2 separate regions of the Mus musculus genome follow, and region 1 is linked to region 2. The links are chromatin loops, found by intact Hi-C in ENCODE. Cell type or tissue: left cerebral cortex. All regions are shown on one strand. Links, peaks and the distances in the headings refer to the core of each region. The heading gives the core; the rest is flanking DNA.

Evidence for each region. A loop is a pair of places that touch in the nucleus more often than their neighbours do. Peaks named below come from ENCODE experiments on the same cell type or tissue, not always from the same donor. Only the 100,000 strongest peaks of a DNase experiment are listed, where the experiment ranks them.
Region 1: a loop joins it to region 2, with 8 times the contacts of the local background. A loop is called at or near these places in 2 of 42 quality-filtered maps.

Annotation. Positions count from the first base shown.
Region 1 is chr1:77,633,518-77,641,859 of GRCm38, reverse strand. It overlaps Gm32974 (a long non-coding RNA gene), which reads right to left. Exons shown (of 5, transcript XR_373560.3): 3 at 4,302-4,486; 4 at 1,935-1,978; 5 at 1-1,254. Among named protein-coding and RNA genes, the nearest start is that of Gm32974, 35 kb to the right of the region's middle. In left cerebral cortex, for the core only: a CTCF peak has its summit at 4,624 (motif pointing right); a DNase peak (open chromatin) is centred at 4,627.
Region 2 is chr1:77,518,546-77,526,822 of GRCm38, reverse strand. Gm32793 (a long non-coding RNA gene) reads right to left here and starts at 4,633. Exons shown (of 6, transcript XR_865558.1): 1 at 4,351-4,633. RefSeq lists enhancers at 1,481-1,500, 1,589-1,606, 1,620-1,639, 1,124-1,750, 4,448-4,923. In left cerebral cortex, for the core only: no CTCF peak of the experiment used is centred there; DNase peaks (open chromatin) are centred at 4,573 and 4,865; H3K27ac peaks cover 1,789 bases.

The sequences.
Region 1 (8,342 bases), core at 50-8,049, 120 kb before region 2:
AGTTCCCCCAGAAGCCCCAAGTGTGAAGGATGCCTGTCACTCTTGGACCCTTAGGAGACTGCGAAGGCATCTCTTCATTGCACTATAAACATAAAGGCTTAAAAAACGATTTTCCACAAAATATAGTGCAGGTTACAGCATGTATCATATTGGTTGCTGTTCCAGCTTGTATAATTGTATTTAGGGAACTCTTTTGTTGAGAGAGATTTATCGTTTTTTTGCTTATCAAAACCTATTTCTATTTTAAAATATAGACTCTCAGCAAGTGTCACCCTGAAGAATTGGGTCTCCTCGACTATTTCGTTACATTTCAGAGGATAAAAAAGCACGCAGCAGTTCCACTATTAAGTCTCAGTGATGGAACCGCCACCCTGAGTCACATTACTCAAGTCTCTCTTTAGCTCAATTATACACCTCTGCAGTGGAGGAAGATAGATGGGGGTCATTTGGGAGCTGTAAACCATGATGCCTCAAATGCAGAACTATGTTCTTCAACTGATTTACACCGTGTTCTCCAGCAGGGCCTCACACCGAAGTGCATGGGGCCATGATTGAAAAGGCCCTCACTTAATTTTAGCATCCTGCTCTACACTTGGCAATTATTACCTCCATTCAATGACAAGGAACAATAAGCATGGCCTTCAGTACCTTCATCATAGAAGCAAAATCCAACCAAGCCACACGGGGAAACAAAGGTCCTTGTTCAGCAAATCACTGAGGAAAAGGGGATGGCAGTTAAGTCCCCAGGAGGCTATAACTTGTGGGTGATTGCTCCCACAGGAAAGGATCCAGTGGTCTGAAGTTGCAAGCTACTGTTCTAAAAATTGACAAAAGCATTGTTGCAGTGTTCTGATGTAACTCACATCGATTTCCTACTGAGAGACATAGAAAAAAAACACTGAAAGAAGTTAACTTGGCAGGCTGATGTCCCTTGCCTTCAGTTCCAGTGCTCAGGAGGCAGAAGCTGTCAGATCTTACGAGTTCAAGTCCAGCCTTGTCTACATAGCAAGTTCCAGGCCAGCGGGAGCTACAGAGTAAAACCCCATCCCAAAAACAAAAATTAACAAAATATGGCAAATCCATACGCACTGTCTCACAGAACAAGGAAGATTGTATATTTAATGTAGGCAAGGTTTCCTGCTCTTTAGCTGCTGTGCTCTGTTAATGTCCTCCCTTTGACTTCAGCAATTCCGGCCTTGGCTGTTTCTCTAGTGTCATTGCAGAAGGTTGGCAGCCATGGAAATCCAAAACTCACTGAAAAAGTAATTTTAAAAGCCCTAGGGAGATAGCTCAGTCACCAAAGTGCTTGCATCGAAAGCACAGGGGCCCAAGTTCAGTTCATAAAATCGTGTCTAAAATAAATAAATAAATAAATAAATAAATAAATAAATAAATAAATGGCATGGGGATGGGGAGGGATGAGGATGTCTCAGCAGTTAGGAACACAGGCTGCTCTTCCAGAAGATCTGGGTTTTATTCCCAGCACTCACATGATAGCTAACAACCATCTGTAATTCCAGTCCCAAGGAATCTAATGCCCCCTTCCAGCTTCTTTGGGCGTTGTACACACATGGTATACAAACATACATTCAGGCAAAACGTCATGAACATCAATATATATAGAGAGAGACTTATTAAGTAAATTTATCTGGATAGGTACATAGATAGATAGATAGATAGATAGATAGATAGATAGATAGATAGATAGATAGATAGATAGATTTAATACCAGATGTGATGATCTATACTTATTATCTCAATTCTGGAGGCAGAGGCATGTGAATCCTTGTTGCTCACTGGCCAGCCAGTTTTGCCAGTGTGGTAAGCTCCAAACTAATAAGAGGTCCTACCACAACAATAGCAATGATATTATTATTAATAGTAGTAGTAGATGTAATAATAGTAATAATAATAATTTTTTAAGTGGATGGTACCTGGGAAACACAATCCAACTTTGTCCTCTGGCTTCCACATGCACCTGCAAGCACACACAAAATAAAAACAAAGATAATTAACAGAACGTACATGTGACTTCCTTCCATCTGTCTCAAGTTGAAAAAACAGAGAATGTTAAGAAATACAATGAGATCGGTCACCAGGCGCTAACCAACCCAAATCTCCAGTTACAAGTTCTTCAGTTACACACATAGCCTCAGTGCCAAGTGTTTCATAAAAGTTCACTTCTGAATTACAGGCTTTAAAGAATTTTATTTCCACGGATGTATTTTCGTTTGGGAAGAGAGGTATTTCAAGAAACTACTCAAGTACAGGATCAATCCCGCTTCCTCCTCAGAAGAAAATAATGATTGAATTTAACTCAAATACCAGGTGTTCTGTGACATATTTTTCTCTGTGTAAGTTAATCTGAAAGTTAGGTTGTTTTTTTTTTTTGTTTTTTGTTTTTTAATGAGATGGTATTCAAGAAGTTCCTTGAACTCCAAACAGCCTTAAAAACAGTGGACGCCTGAAACATTTCATTAACATTTAAAGTCATGTCAGACAGAGTGCCGAGCTATAGAAAGTCTTTTTTAAGAGCTAACCGTTTTATAGCCATCTATTGGTGCCTAATAAAAGAACTAACATGTTCTGGGGGCTCAGGCTTGGAGTCAGTACATCATGTGGAATGCTGTATTTCAGTAGAAACTACAATGGAGAAGACCGCCTTGATTGGGGGTTTGCTTTTAAACTGTGCTTATGAGTAACAGAATTGACCTTTTATAATCTTTCAACTTCTCCCTGTGTCTCCCCTTCATTACCACACCCCTCTTCAATAGCCATAGTTCTGCTCTGTTGGTCATGAGGCAAGCTTGGGGCAAGCTGTGAGTGCCATTTGCACAGCATTCTCTCTGCAACGTATAGCTCCTTCCTGATTGTCTTCCCCTCAGTTTCAAAAGGCCCCAGGAAAGGGCAGCTGGTGCCCTCCACGTGCCTCACTTCTGTTACATGACTACACTTGTTTGTTTGGTCTGGTTGTTTTTGTTTGTTGTTTGCTGTGCCATTTAGGATATTTTTGTCTATTCATATTTATTACCTTCCTCTCAGAATTAATCTAATTTTGAGACAGGATCTCCTTGTGTTTTCTGAGCTTCCTGGGATGCATGGTCTCCTGCCTTCGCATCCTGAGTGTTGGAACACTGTGCTCACTTCTATATTTTCTCTTAATGAAAAATCTTTTAATGGAAAATCCCTAGACCATTGCATGGTACGCATGCTACAACGATTGATGGAAATGAATAAATAACAGGTTTCAACCTTGATGAATTCATGATGATTAGAAGATAAATACTACTTAGTGGTCAAACAGTGAGTATTCTTTAAATGTTAGGATTAAAACTGTCAATGAGAAGGTACTGCTGATTTTGTGTCAATCTGACACAAGCTAGAGTCATCAGAGAGGAAGGAACATCACTTGAGGAAATGCCTCCATGAGATTCAGCTGTAAGCCACCTTCTTAGTTAGTGATCAATGGGGAAGGGCTCAGCCCATGGTGGGTGGTGCCCTCCTTAGGCTAGTGGTCCTGGGTTCTTTAAGAAAGCAGGCTGACCAAGCCATGGGAAGCAAGCTAGTAAGCAGCATCCCTCCATGGCCTCTGCATCATCTCCTGCCTTCAGGTTCCAGCCCTGTTTGTGTTCCTGTCCTGACTTCCCTCAATGATGGACCAAGATCTGGAAGTGAAAGCTGAATAAACCCTTTCCTCCCCAGCTTTCTTTTTGGTCATGGTGTTTCTTTGCAGCAATAGAAAACCTAAGACAGAGAATAAAAATTATAAATAATTTATTTGGAAAGGATGTCTTTTATTTTAAGTGACATTTTTACACACAAGTTAATATATGGACACAATATAATTTAGAAAATATGGAAGCAATAATTACTGCAAGAAGCAATGGGAACTGGCTTTTAAAATCATGCTTATCTATCCTGTTTGAATGTACTGTGATAAAAATTTACTTACCCAAATAATAGGTGCCACCTAACCACTATGTTCCAGATACTCATTTTGATATTAGGTAATATGTTAGTGAACAAATCAAAGTCCCTTACTTCACAGGTTTCCATTCTAAGTAAGGAAAGTAAATCAAATACAGAAAATTAAGCCAAGCTGAGCACAGAGGTATAGGGAAAGGACTGTTACTTCAAATAGGACAGTCATGAAAGAAAGATAGCTTTGACAAGATAAAATTTGAGCAAATATCTTAATGGGATAGATCTTTGGGGAAATTCTTGGTTCTGCCGGGACCTCTAAGAACCACAAATCCTCTGAGTGTTAAAACAACAAAGAATAATTCTCACCCATTTCTTACCCATAGTGGTGTCCAGCATTGGGTGGGGACCATGAAGTAGCTATCACGCAATAATGCCTGGCTACTGTAGTAGTTCCATCCTCCTCTAGCCGGTGGCCTCCTGACCGTAGAGATAAGACAGCAGAGGGTTGGAGAGCCTGATGTGCTCCTCCTGTTCACTGCTCAGTCAGTAAGGAAATCTATATCTAGCATAAAACGGAACCAGGGATTAGTGAGTGTCTGGGATGTTTGTCATAGAGTATCAACACGTCAGTGGAAGGAAAGTAAAGGAGACAAAACTATGAAACCCTTGAGCTGTGAGTAAGCATCTTGTACCTCCCAGAGGGACACAAGGTGGCAGGATTGCTGTAGACTAAGAAGAGAAGGGAATATGGAATAGAAGTGATACCCAAGTATCTCATCAGCAGGAGTACTGTGGCCCACCACACCCATCCTAAGGATGATGCGGTTGTGGATTGAATGAGAAGTGACCCCCAACAAGCTCTTGTGTCTAAACACTTCTTCCCCAGATGGTGGCTCTGTTTGAGGAGTTTTTCAAACTTCTAGGGGGTGAGCTTTGAAAGTTTACAGCCTCGCCCTATTTCCAGTTGGTACTCTCAGCTTCCTGTGTGAGGATGAGATGAGATCTCAATGCTTCCTGCTCCCGTCACTTGTTGCTATGCCTTCCTTGCCCTTGTAGATACTCCTTCCAGAAACTTCAGCCAAAAATTAACCCCTTTGTAAGTTGCTTTTAATCATCCATTTTTATCATCATAACAGAAAAGTGCTTAATCCAGATGCCAAACTGCTGGCAGAGGTTTGAGCTAGAGGTAATTTTATATATATATATATATACACACACACAATTTTATCACAAAAGATGGTATGTTTATTACTTTTCTTTGCTTTGATAAAACACCATGACAAAAGCAACATGTAGAAGAAAGAATTTATTTGGACTTACAGAGGGTCATAGGATTATGGAGCAGAGGTAGCAGAGATAGCTGCTGAGGCAGAAACTAAAGGTTCACTTCATGAACCACAATCACCAAGCAGAAGGAGCACATTGGGAATGGCACAAGGCTTTAAAACCTCAGAACCACCCCCCACCCCCCAGTAACAGACATCTTCCAGCAAGGCCACACCTCCTAAGCCAACCCAAACAAAGCCACCAACTGGGGACCAAGTAATCAAACATCTGAGAGAGCCTAGAGAAGACATTTTCTTTCAAACCACCACAGACCGCAGCGTAGCAACACTTGCAGAAACCAGTGACAGATTATTAAAGTGAATGGATTATAAGGGTAATAAAGGTCACTGATCCATTGATAAACAGAAAATTACCCAAATGTTTTTATGATGCAGACAGTTCCCAGGTTTTGACTGCACATGAAACAATCCTTCAGGAGTATTTTTTTTCCTTCTTTAAAACATGGGATGAACCCCTAAAATGTCAAAAGGCACACCAAGGAGATGAGTTATTTTGCTATGTGTAAAGAAATTAATTGAATAAGCACAGCTGGCTGCCACGTGGAGCAGAAGGCCAGGCAGCTTCCGATTGAAGGGGTCCAGAAGCTATTGTCTTTGCCACTCGGGAAAGGAGCTCAGAGGTCCTTTGAGAAGCTGTTTGTCATTTTAAAAGAGTTTTTGACAACACTAGGAAGCACTCTGATATGTTTGCTGTATTCCTAGGTGTCTAAGTGAATCAGAACTCAATTTCCCAGGGTCACACTGCTAGATACCCTTCTTCACGAGTAACCCTTCAAGCTTGCATAGCTCTAGTCTTGAAATAATTAAGAGAAATTGTAAAGGGCAGATTTTGCTGCAGGAATATAAATTATCCTAAAAGGGAAGAAATTCGGGCATCCTTTGGGTCTGGCAGGATGCATATGGTACATTTAAAATAAAAGCAAAATTTTTCAGTATTTTTAGCAGAGGCAAGAAGAATTCAACGTGTGTGTGTGTGTGTGTGTGTGTGTGTGTGTGTGTGTGTGTGTGTGTGTGTGAAGTGTGCTGTTAGGTCTTTTTGTTGGTTCTAGCATCTCTTCGTCTCCACAAGTTCGGCACTTCTCCTTCCATGCCCACAAAGCATTACTGAATACTGAAAATGTTACCTTCTAAATGGTGGTTCTTTTTCATCTTTACTCTCCCTCCTGCTCCTAAGCCCTCCCTCCTTCCCTTCCCAGATCTTCAAGAGACCCTGACTCAAAACAAGTTGCAAATTGAGAACCAACTCCAGAATGTTGTTCTGTGGCTTGCACGTAGGCACCACAGCACGTGTGCTCCTATGTAAATGCATACATGTACACATGCATATGCATGCCCACACACACATGCACATATGCATGCATGTACACACACATACCAACTCACATCTGTACACATATACACACATACATATGCAGAAGCACACAGTTGCTAAAATGAAAACACAAATTTAATTTTAGGAAGAAAAGTAGATAAGTAAAAAATTCCCAGTGTCCGTGTGAAGCTACTGAATTCTCCTTCCAATACTGTTTTCACATCATTGGTTGATTGTCTCTGTCTTTAGTAGTGCTTCCTAAAACATTGATGCCTTTTGAAGGTGTTTGTTGTCTAGCTGTAGACACCTGAAGAAAGCAGCTTTCTGGTCTATTGCTTCGCGAAGGATGCAGTTACTATGAGAGCTTAGCTTTATGTAAATGCTCAAGTTTCAAACTGCTGCCTCAACTTTTGTTTTTGCAAATAATTAAAAGCGAAACCAAGAGCAACATCTACATCCCCCAGCCCAGATCCTGTGGCTTCTGCCAGGACTCACATTCCAGAGGCAGCTGCAGTGGATTTGCACTTGCTAATAGTTCTAGAACTTAATTTTCTCTTCTATTTGAGCACTTAACATTACTCTTTCCTCATTGTAAACTCATCTATATAGATAAACATATGCTCATATTCTATGCTTTCATATGGTACTTGGACTTTTAAAAAGAAAAGGAGGAAAATCACTATGAACTAATATAAAAGAACTTTCTAAAATATATTAAATAATATAATAAAGGACAAAAACAAACACACATTGCAGTTTACATTAAAAAAAGAAATTAAAAATATAGAAAATGTACACACACACACACACACCCTGGCAACACACACACACCCTGGCAACTAAATATGCAAAAAGAAACACAGAGAAGCCAACTCAGATTTTAATTGAAAATGGTTTAAATTAAGAGGATGGGTAGTCACAAGAAAAAAAGGGCACAAGGATTGGCGTTAAGATATCTCGTATGTATTTTTATGGTTTTAGCCTTTGAAATATGCAAATGTTTTACATGTTCAAAAAACATAGTAAATAGGAAAAGATAAAGAGAGCCAATTCATTTGTGATGGGATAAACAGATCCTTTGAGCTAAATCTACAGCATGAGTAATTTAATCATTGTATTCAGGCCCCTCACAGAAGTACTAATAAAGTCAAGGGGATGCCAATTTGAAAATTTCCGACATACATAAACAAATGAATTTAACTGCATGTTAAAAAATGAAAAAAAAATCCATAGATAGAATGACTAATTCAAATAAATTTTGCATGCAAAATTATGCAATTATATATACCCTTGGCAAAACCTATCTCAGAGCTTGAATCAAAAGGCAGCAGGCCTGTGGTTGATAGTATTTGAGATGCTATCATTGCTATAATGTGATAGTATGATAAATGGGAAAAGGTTGCAGTTTATTATAGAACAAAGCAAAAAAATACATATATTTTCATTGGTGACAATCGTTACTCTGACTATGGCAAGAGATGGTATTTGGAATGAGAAATCAAGAAAGACACCCATGATACTGGTCTGAATTCCAGAATGGGTTCATGATTTACAACTGAGAGTATTTTGGCTCTGTCTAACGATACCAACACAGTAATGACGTAATAATGAAGAAGCACCCAACATATCAGGATCTTCCTAAGAGCTTTCCTACCACTGCTTCCTGTGCTTATATGGATAGAGAGAAAGCTGGAAACATACACGCCAAAGACTCTGCAATAATGGTCCAATAGAGAAGGTGAGTAGACAGTATACAGGCG
Region 2 (8,277 bases), core at 278-8,277:
TAATGTGGAAAAGAAAGCCTTTGCACACTGGTAATAGAGATGCAAATTACTACAGCCATTACAAAAGGCTGGAAGGAGGTTTCTCATAAACAAAACCAAAAACAAAGAAAAGAAATTTGCCAGAGATCCTATTTATGATTATTTATCCTTGAGGTATTAAATCAGTTTGTGAAGAAAGATGTCTGCAATTCTATTAGCAATAGCGAAGTTATATCCACATAGGTATCTATCCTAATGAAACAGATAATGTAGGTGAATGTTTGTGTGTGCGTGCATGTGCGCATGTGTGCTGGTCTTTAAAAACTAAGTAAATTCTGTAATTTGCCTCAATATGGAAAGATTCTAAAACAATCTGACTCATGGAAAAAATTTTGAACATTAGTAAAAGATGCTGTAAAAGATGCATTGGTACAAGTGTGAGCTGTCTGTAAAAGGGCAGAGGAGTATAAACTCTCAGACGGGAAGAATGAGGGTTTGGAGGGATCTCGTGTATTCTTATAGAAGACTATAAGGGGTGTTGGATGTTTCTAAACTGCTGAGGAAGTAAGCGGCCATGCACACGCCTATGATCTCAGGGCAGTGTGGGTAGAGACATGAAGACCCTCAATGTTTGCTGGCCACTGGCCTAGCACTGGAATCAATGAAAGGCCCTGTCTCAAAGGAATGGAGCCAAGAAGGATAAAGTAGGACAGTCAAAGTTCTCCTCCACCTGTCGTACATTCGATGGCATGGTCACCTGCCACACACATGTATGTATATCACATATGCACACCACACAAACACTAACATTCACAAACACACACGCAGACAAATACTGACAAAGCTAGTGATTTGCCACAATGATCTGTTGCCTCATCTGTCCAGCAAAGTTCAAGGCCCTGCACTCTTAGGAGACAACCCAGTATTTATGTCAGCGACTCTGTTGTGACCGAATGGAAAGTGTGCCACTTCTGAGAGAATCCTCAGGTTGCCATGGTTATCAGCCCAATTTAACAAATGAAGGGATGGACATTCTCGCCTCCTCATTCTCCAGGTCATGAGACACGTGAAGAGACCTGCTTCACACCAGTGTGCCAGCGTGAGGGCCAGGCACAGGGAGGGTGAGCTGACGTTGCCCTTGACTAAGCTTTTGAAATGACTGATTCCTCTGCTTCAGTCTAAAGCACCTGATCCAAACGTGGGCCTCCAGAAAGCTGCAAATCGCATGCCTCAGGCCATCATTCCTTCACAGATGAACAAAACTGCTGAGACTAAATCTATATGGGAACTATGCTGTACCTTGAGAAAGGCCAAACGTGGAGAGAGGAGAAGGTAAAAAATTTGAAGTGCTAGTTTTTCCACACTTCATTTTCACCACCACTTTGAATCGCCTAAGCTCTTCAACTTTTCAGCTGACTGGCTGATAACCAGCTAGGCTCTTCGTGTTCGTTGGCGATTTTATTTCTTTCTCCTGTTTGCTGGGTAAAGGAAACAGCTACAAGAAGAAACAAATGCCTGCGGTGTGAGGCAGCAGTTGGCAAGCTCCCGAAATCACAAGTTTGCAGTCCAGGCAATGGGAAATGAGATCAGAGAGTCTGTTTACAGAGGTGGGCACATTTGTCCAAAATGGCAGGACCCAGGGCTGGTCATTTGGTGTAGCAGACAGGAAGCGACTGTGAATGTTTATATCTATTTCCCAAATGCCTTAATGAATAGACCCAGAAGGCAGCGCAATGCAAGTTCATGCAACTGCAGGAAAGAACCAAAGCTTCCCATATCTAGGGGAAACTGTACTCCCTATGCCTGTAACAAGCTCAAGAACAGGTAATAGGGAATATGGAACACACACACACACGGTAGGGAGCTCTATGTTCAAACAGTAGGAACTAGGAACATGTTCCCCACAGAGTAGAAATGCCCTCCCCCAACAAGCAGTATGGCACCACCCCCACCCCCAACACAAACACACACACACACACAGGTACACCTTCTGAAATTTATTTTTTATGGTTATTTTCTAAAATGAATGTATTAAATGAACATGGAAAAAATGTATGTTTCACAATATGAAGAATCAGAGAGAAAACCAGCGTGACAGAATGGAAGAGAAAAACCAATACTCTTATTATGATATAAGGCAATTTTTTTAAACAGGTGCTGATTTTCAAAGAGTTGATTTTTTTCTTTAACAATTAACCATCCGTCTTCCTCCCACATTAAAAAAAAGCAACAACAATGTTTATTCTGGGTTAGACTGCTACAGGTGGTGCATGGAAGGAATATTCTTTGCAGCTAATGAAGTTCTGTGGCTTACAAACAGTATTTCAGGGTTTGTGGGAATTCACGTCTGTGTGTACACACATGGGTCTAATGTTTGTACAAATAATCTCTGGGTTCACTGGGTATTGAAATACACCAAAGCAGCGCCAACTGAGTTCTGAAAGCACCACTGGCCTTCGTGTTGGTTTCCTGAGAAGGGTCTTTCCCAAAAGCCTGCTTCTACCCAGAGCAGAGTGTGATTTATGGGGGGGGTTCCCAGAGCGTTGAAATATTCATTCTGAGCACTACTCAATATGCTCTCTCCAGGTTCATCATTTTGGAAATTAATCAACTGTCAAAAAAAAAAAAGTTGAACTCCAAGTGATATTAGATTTAAATTATACATGTGTGTTTTATCAGAACATGAAGATCAAAACATTACAGAATAATAAATAGGTGAGTTATCTTCCAAGAGACTGCTCGATATGACTTCAGTTTTTAACATTTAAAGCCTTTGCTGTCTGCCACTTTACTATCACATATATGAGTACATATATCATATGAGAACATATATCATATGAGAACATATATTACATGAGAACATATATCATATGAGAACATATATCATATGAGTACATATATCATATGAGAACATATATCATATGAGAACATATATCATATGAGTACATATATCATATGAGTACATATATCATATGAGAACATATATCATATGAGTACATATATCATATGAGTATATATATCATATGAGTACATATATCATATGAGTACATATAGATTCCCAACATCTATTACATTTCTTAGCACCCCCCCATTTTTATACTAAGTTTAAGAAAATAAAAACACTGTTTTTAAAGATCAACTATAAGCTTAGGGGAAAAAATAAGAGTCACAAAATTATTGTGACTTGGTAATTATTAGCTTTGCACTCAACACGTTTAGAGCAGTGGTGATTCAAACATTTGCCAAACATTCCCCAGGGATTTGCCAAGCATCTGTGTTAACATCCCAAGCATGCTTGGGGGTTATAAAGCTGTTGGCTCAGGCTTATTGGTTACACTGTTGCTCCTGTGTCATGGCTGCCTGCCTTTTGCCTGATGAGAGACCCAGTTGTGAGCAGATGCAATATTCCTAGACACACAGACACACAGAGGATTGATACCAGAGAGAAACTATAATATTCCAATAGCCGTCTCTCTTGTTTCTTTTTACCTCCATTACCCGTGATAAAACTAAACAAAACAAAAATAGAAATAGAAAAAAATTAAAACGAGTACAGCTAATGGAAACAGCCGTTTTAAAAAATATATTATTGAATTAAATTATAATTATATCGGGGTGATATGTGCCTTTGTATTACCTTAAATAAAAAGCAAATTTAATTCATATCCAGGTAGGTAGAAACCATCCATCTTCCTCCTACATAAAAACTATCTTTATTCTGGGTTTTCTAACAATCTACTTATTGTTAGAAAAATGTCTGGATTTCTGGTGATTTTATTGTAAATTTTAGATACTAGAGAAAAGTCTTGAGCTCCAGCTGGCTAGGAATATGGAGTCAAGTTAAAAGACCATAATTCATCTAGGCATGGTGGTCATATCTGTAACCCCAGCACTCGGGAGACAGAGGCAAGAAGATGTACCACCAGTTGGAGGTCAGCCTGGCCTAAGTAGTGAGTTCTAGGCAAACCACGGCCGCATACTCTGACTCTGTCTCAAAACAAAACAGACCAGAACAGCTATATGAGAATAGTATGAACGGCATCAAATAAAAAAAAAAAAAAAAAGTAGTTTGAATAAAGTCAGTGTCTCAATTCAGGCTATCTTCCTAGAGATCCAAGTCTGACCTATCCCATTTTTCAGTTACAAAGCTGTAAAGGGGATGTCATATGCTGTATAAATAGAGACATCTCAGTACTGTGGAGTCTTGTCACCAGATGCAACCTCCTCCCTATATTAAGACGTCAAATCTCAGAGGATGAAATCCGTATAAAATCAGAAGCAGAACTGTCCCCTGGCAAATCCAACTAGCAAAGCCAGTGCTCCAAGCCAGTGCTCCCAAGTAAGTAAGGAAGAGACAATAAGGGTACTTACAGATCAGCTAAGAATCAGGGAGATTCAGCTCCGAGAAAGAGAAATCTAGACACCTCTAGCACCCATACTAGGAGAGAAACGGGCTACTCTGAGCATGGAGCTCTCTTAGCGTACAGAAGGCTGCTTTATCCTTTGCCTCCATCAGCCCTGGGATGCCTAACTTCCCACGGAGGTTTTGCATTACATTGCTGGGCTGCAGATGTTAGGGGCTGGTATAGATGCTTGAATTTTCTTGTGTGTTTGAGAAAGCTGTTTCTGAAGAAGCTTTGCACCAAAGCCCTCCCACGGGTAGTGTACCCACACCCACCCACCCACACCCTCCCTCAAATCCTGGCCTTGGAAGAATCCCTTGTTTTCCCTTCCCCCTCCCCCTCCCCTTCCCATCTAAATATGGTGCTGGGCCTCAGGAGGCCTTGGCACAAAAAGCTTCTATAGGCGTCTGTCACTTGACTGACAGCAGAAAGGTTTCCGGAGATGGACAGCTGTGTGTAGGTGGGCAAAGACAGAGCTGAGCAGATTAAAGCAAGAGAGACAGTCAAGGGACGCGTCTAAATCAGAGGCCTCTGCAGATCTAGAGCCCGAAACTCTGTGATCATTAACCACATGGAGGACACATGTGAAAGAGCTTTAAAGCCTGCCCATCTTACGGCATCTTTAGAATAATAAGGGCCCCAGTTTAGGAGCAGATCGATGTCAAACACACAACAGCATCATGTAAAGTGACACGGAAGCGCATCACCAAAGAAAGCTGCCAGTGGGAAGACACAATGCAGCCTCAATTTTCTCATCGCCTCTGCAGCTCTTGGCGCTTGCTTTCAACCTGGGCTGCGCATTCAGCACTGCGCGGGGGGGGGGGGGGGGGGGGGAGGGGTGGGGGGTGTGGGCTTCAGCTAGCCTTTTATCGGTGCATATTTCTTTTTTTTTTTAAATCACCAAAATCCAAGTGAGAACCATAAACGTTTCAGGTGAAATTCTAATGAGACACACGGAGGAAATGAAGCCCGCTTTACTGAGCTGCAGTAAACTGACCATTTAGTGGAACGGACTTGATTAATTTCCTGCCGCTGTGCAATTACCTCTGATAGGTGTCTAACATAATATAAATAGGCAGGTTGAAGCGGCAGTCACCAAACCTTGCTCTTAAGTGGAGTGTACGTTAGAATCTCACTTTCTCTCGCCTGGGTGTGATTGTTCAAATTCCTTGTAATTCGGAGTTTCAAGAAATGAAGAAGATAGAAACTGGGAATGGTTACATGTATATTCCTCCACCTGCTAGCTCTAAACACAGAACTGAGGGCTGCATCTCATGCAGTAAACTGCGTCCTTTATCGTAGATAAATATTGTCTGCAGAGCAAAGATTTATCCCCCACAAGTCAAACAGCCTTCAATAAACTTAGAGACAGGTAAGGGAGTTCTTTCTAAAATTATGAATCAGAAAATTCACAAGTATACCATTCTTTAAATTTCCATACTTAATTTTAAACATCCTCACCATCCGGCAGAAGCCGAGGCTGGCATGAATACATTTGAGGAGTTTAAATACAAAGAAGAAAAACAAGTGGTTGAGCTGATAACACTTTAAATGTGAGTTGGAGTCCAATGGCCCATTACTAACGGTTTCTCTTTACCTCCCTACTTCAAATCACTCATCCAGTTCCTGAATTAAGCCAATTTATTTGTGCGGACACACACATCATCAACTGTGACCCCACCTATCCATGGGTAAGAAGGTTCTTGAGAATAGCTTAAAATGGCAGGGCATATGCTGGTCCAAAGACTTCTGTGAATTCTTCACTGCTTTTAAGCATGTGTCCAGCAAGCCTCTAAACAACGCCAATTCCAAGCACAGCAATGCTGATAATTTGCCTTCTTCATTACTTCCAGAGAGGAGTTGATTTGGGGGTGCTTTTCCCCAAATCATTAAGGCCCTCATTAATTTTCAGTAGGAATTCAAGTGGCGTAGAATTCAAGAAAACAAGGAACCCTACAGCATGCTTTTTGGAATCTTAGTTGCATATCTTTTGTTCTTTTGACAAGATGATTTAGAAGCTTGGTTTGTTTGTTTGTTTGTTTGTTGTTTGGAGACAAGGTCTCTCTGTGTAGTCCTGGCTGCCCTGGAATCCAACTTTGTAGACCAGACTGGCCTGGAACTCACAGAGATCCACCTGCCTCTATCTCACAAGAAACATTGTCTTTGCAAGATAGAAGCTCTTCTTCCTTACCAACTAGCATACCTGGTTAGGGTGAAGAAACAAAACCAGAAATACAGCTCTGACAGCAATATTTCCTCCCAAACTACACTCCACTCATTCCATTATCCAGAAGCCTGGAAGAACATTTACATGATACATAACAAGACATAAATTATGGCCTTTTCAACGTCTTCGGAACAGCCAGAGAGACTCTTTGGAAAGTTCATAATAAGTAAATGTTCAGAGCATAGTGAATGCATGCTTTAGGCTGATGGGGTGGGTCTAAACTTATAGCTTCATTGTGAAGCAGCATGATAGTGGTCAACTTACTTACAGAATTGCCACTAGGCACTGTTTTTCTAAAAGGGAAGAGGTGAAAGGAGGGGACGAGGTGGCAGTTGTATGCTCATAAACTAATATTCTAAACAGATAATTATTTCTCTATCAAAGTGGCTTTATGTTTTTCACATATCTGACCGTTAGTTTATTATCAGAAAACAATGATAATTCCCAAAAGTCTTTTAGTAACCCTACCTCTGCTATTAGAGTATTAAGACATGGGGGTGGGGGAGGGGAGATACCCATCCTTATCACTTAAGGTGTTGGCTGCTGTTCTAGAGGTCCTGAGTTCAGTTCCCAGCAAGCACATGGTGGCTCACAACCAACTATAATGAGATCCTACGCCCTCTTCTGTCTGACATCCTCTTCTGGCATGCAGGCATACATGCAAATAGAGCACTCATATACATAAAATATATAAATAAGTAAATCATCTTAAGGGCTATTTAATAACTGTGGCGTATAGATTGACTTTCATGGTTTTGTAATTGACTGAGGGAAATGGTGTCATAGATCTTATGGAGAATAAAGAGCGTTTTACCCTTCATTTGGGCATGTTTAAAAAAATAAAGTAATTCTTATGTGAAGCTGGCATTCACAGTGAAGCCCAGAACAGATACAAAGTATCTGGTCTGAATTTTGTCCCTCCTCCCCCACTACCTGAAGCTTAGCTGGAAGGCTTGAGATCTGGAGTAGGGTTGTTCAGAGGGTCCCTGCCTGTGTCCTTGCTCTCCTCACCATCCTTCTGGGCTGCAGAGGGAGACATTTGTGACCATTTCTCTTGTCTGTCACATTACCACATGGAAAGTGATGTGACTTTCCCAAGCTGTAGAAGGAACTGATGACCCCTTATCAACAAAGTGACCGTGCATTGCCGGGACCAGTGAAATCTTGGTTTGAAGTGAGTAGAATCCAGCCAGCCCTTGGTTGGTTTTGGAAACTATTGTTCTTGGAGGTAAGATCTCAGCCTCAGATACTAGCAAGTCCAGAATCTAAGAGACAAAGGCAAGCATACTGTCCTCAGTCCACGGGAGAGAAGGGAAGAAACTCAAGGTCATTGCCCCACCCCTTCTCATTCCAGGAAGTAAAGGAGTCAGCCCCTTCCCCTTTCTCCTGTAGCACCAAAAGTCTGAGTGCTCAGGTCCTTGGTGGAAAAGAACATTCAAGGTCTTAGTGATTTCTCCATGCAAGCATAGCTACAGTTATTAGTTTATATGGAGACAGAAGAGATGCCTCAGGGGTTCAGAGTTCCTCTGTGTGCTTCCATAGAATCAGAGTTTGGTTCCCAGCCTCCTCCTCCTCCTCCTCTTCCTCTTCTTCCTCCTCCTCCTCCCGGTCCTCACATGTCAGGTGGCTCACAATCTGTCAGGACATCTGAAGCTTTTTTTTTTCTTT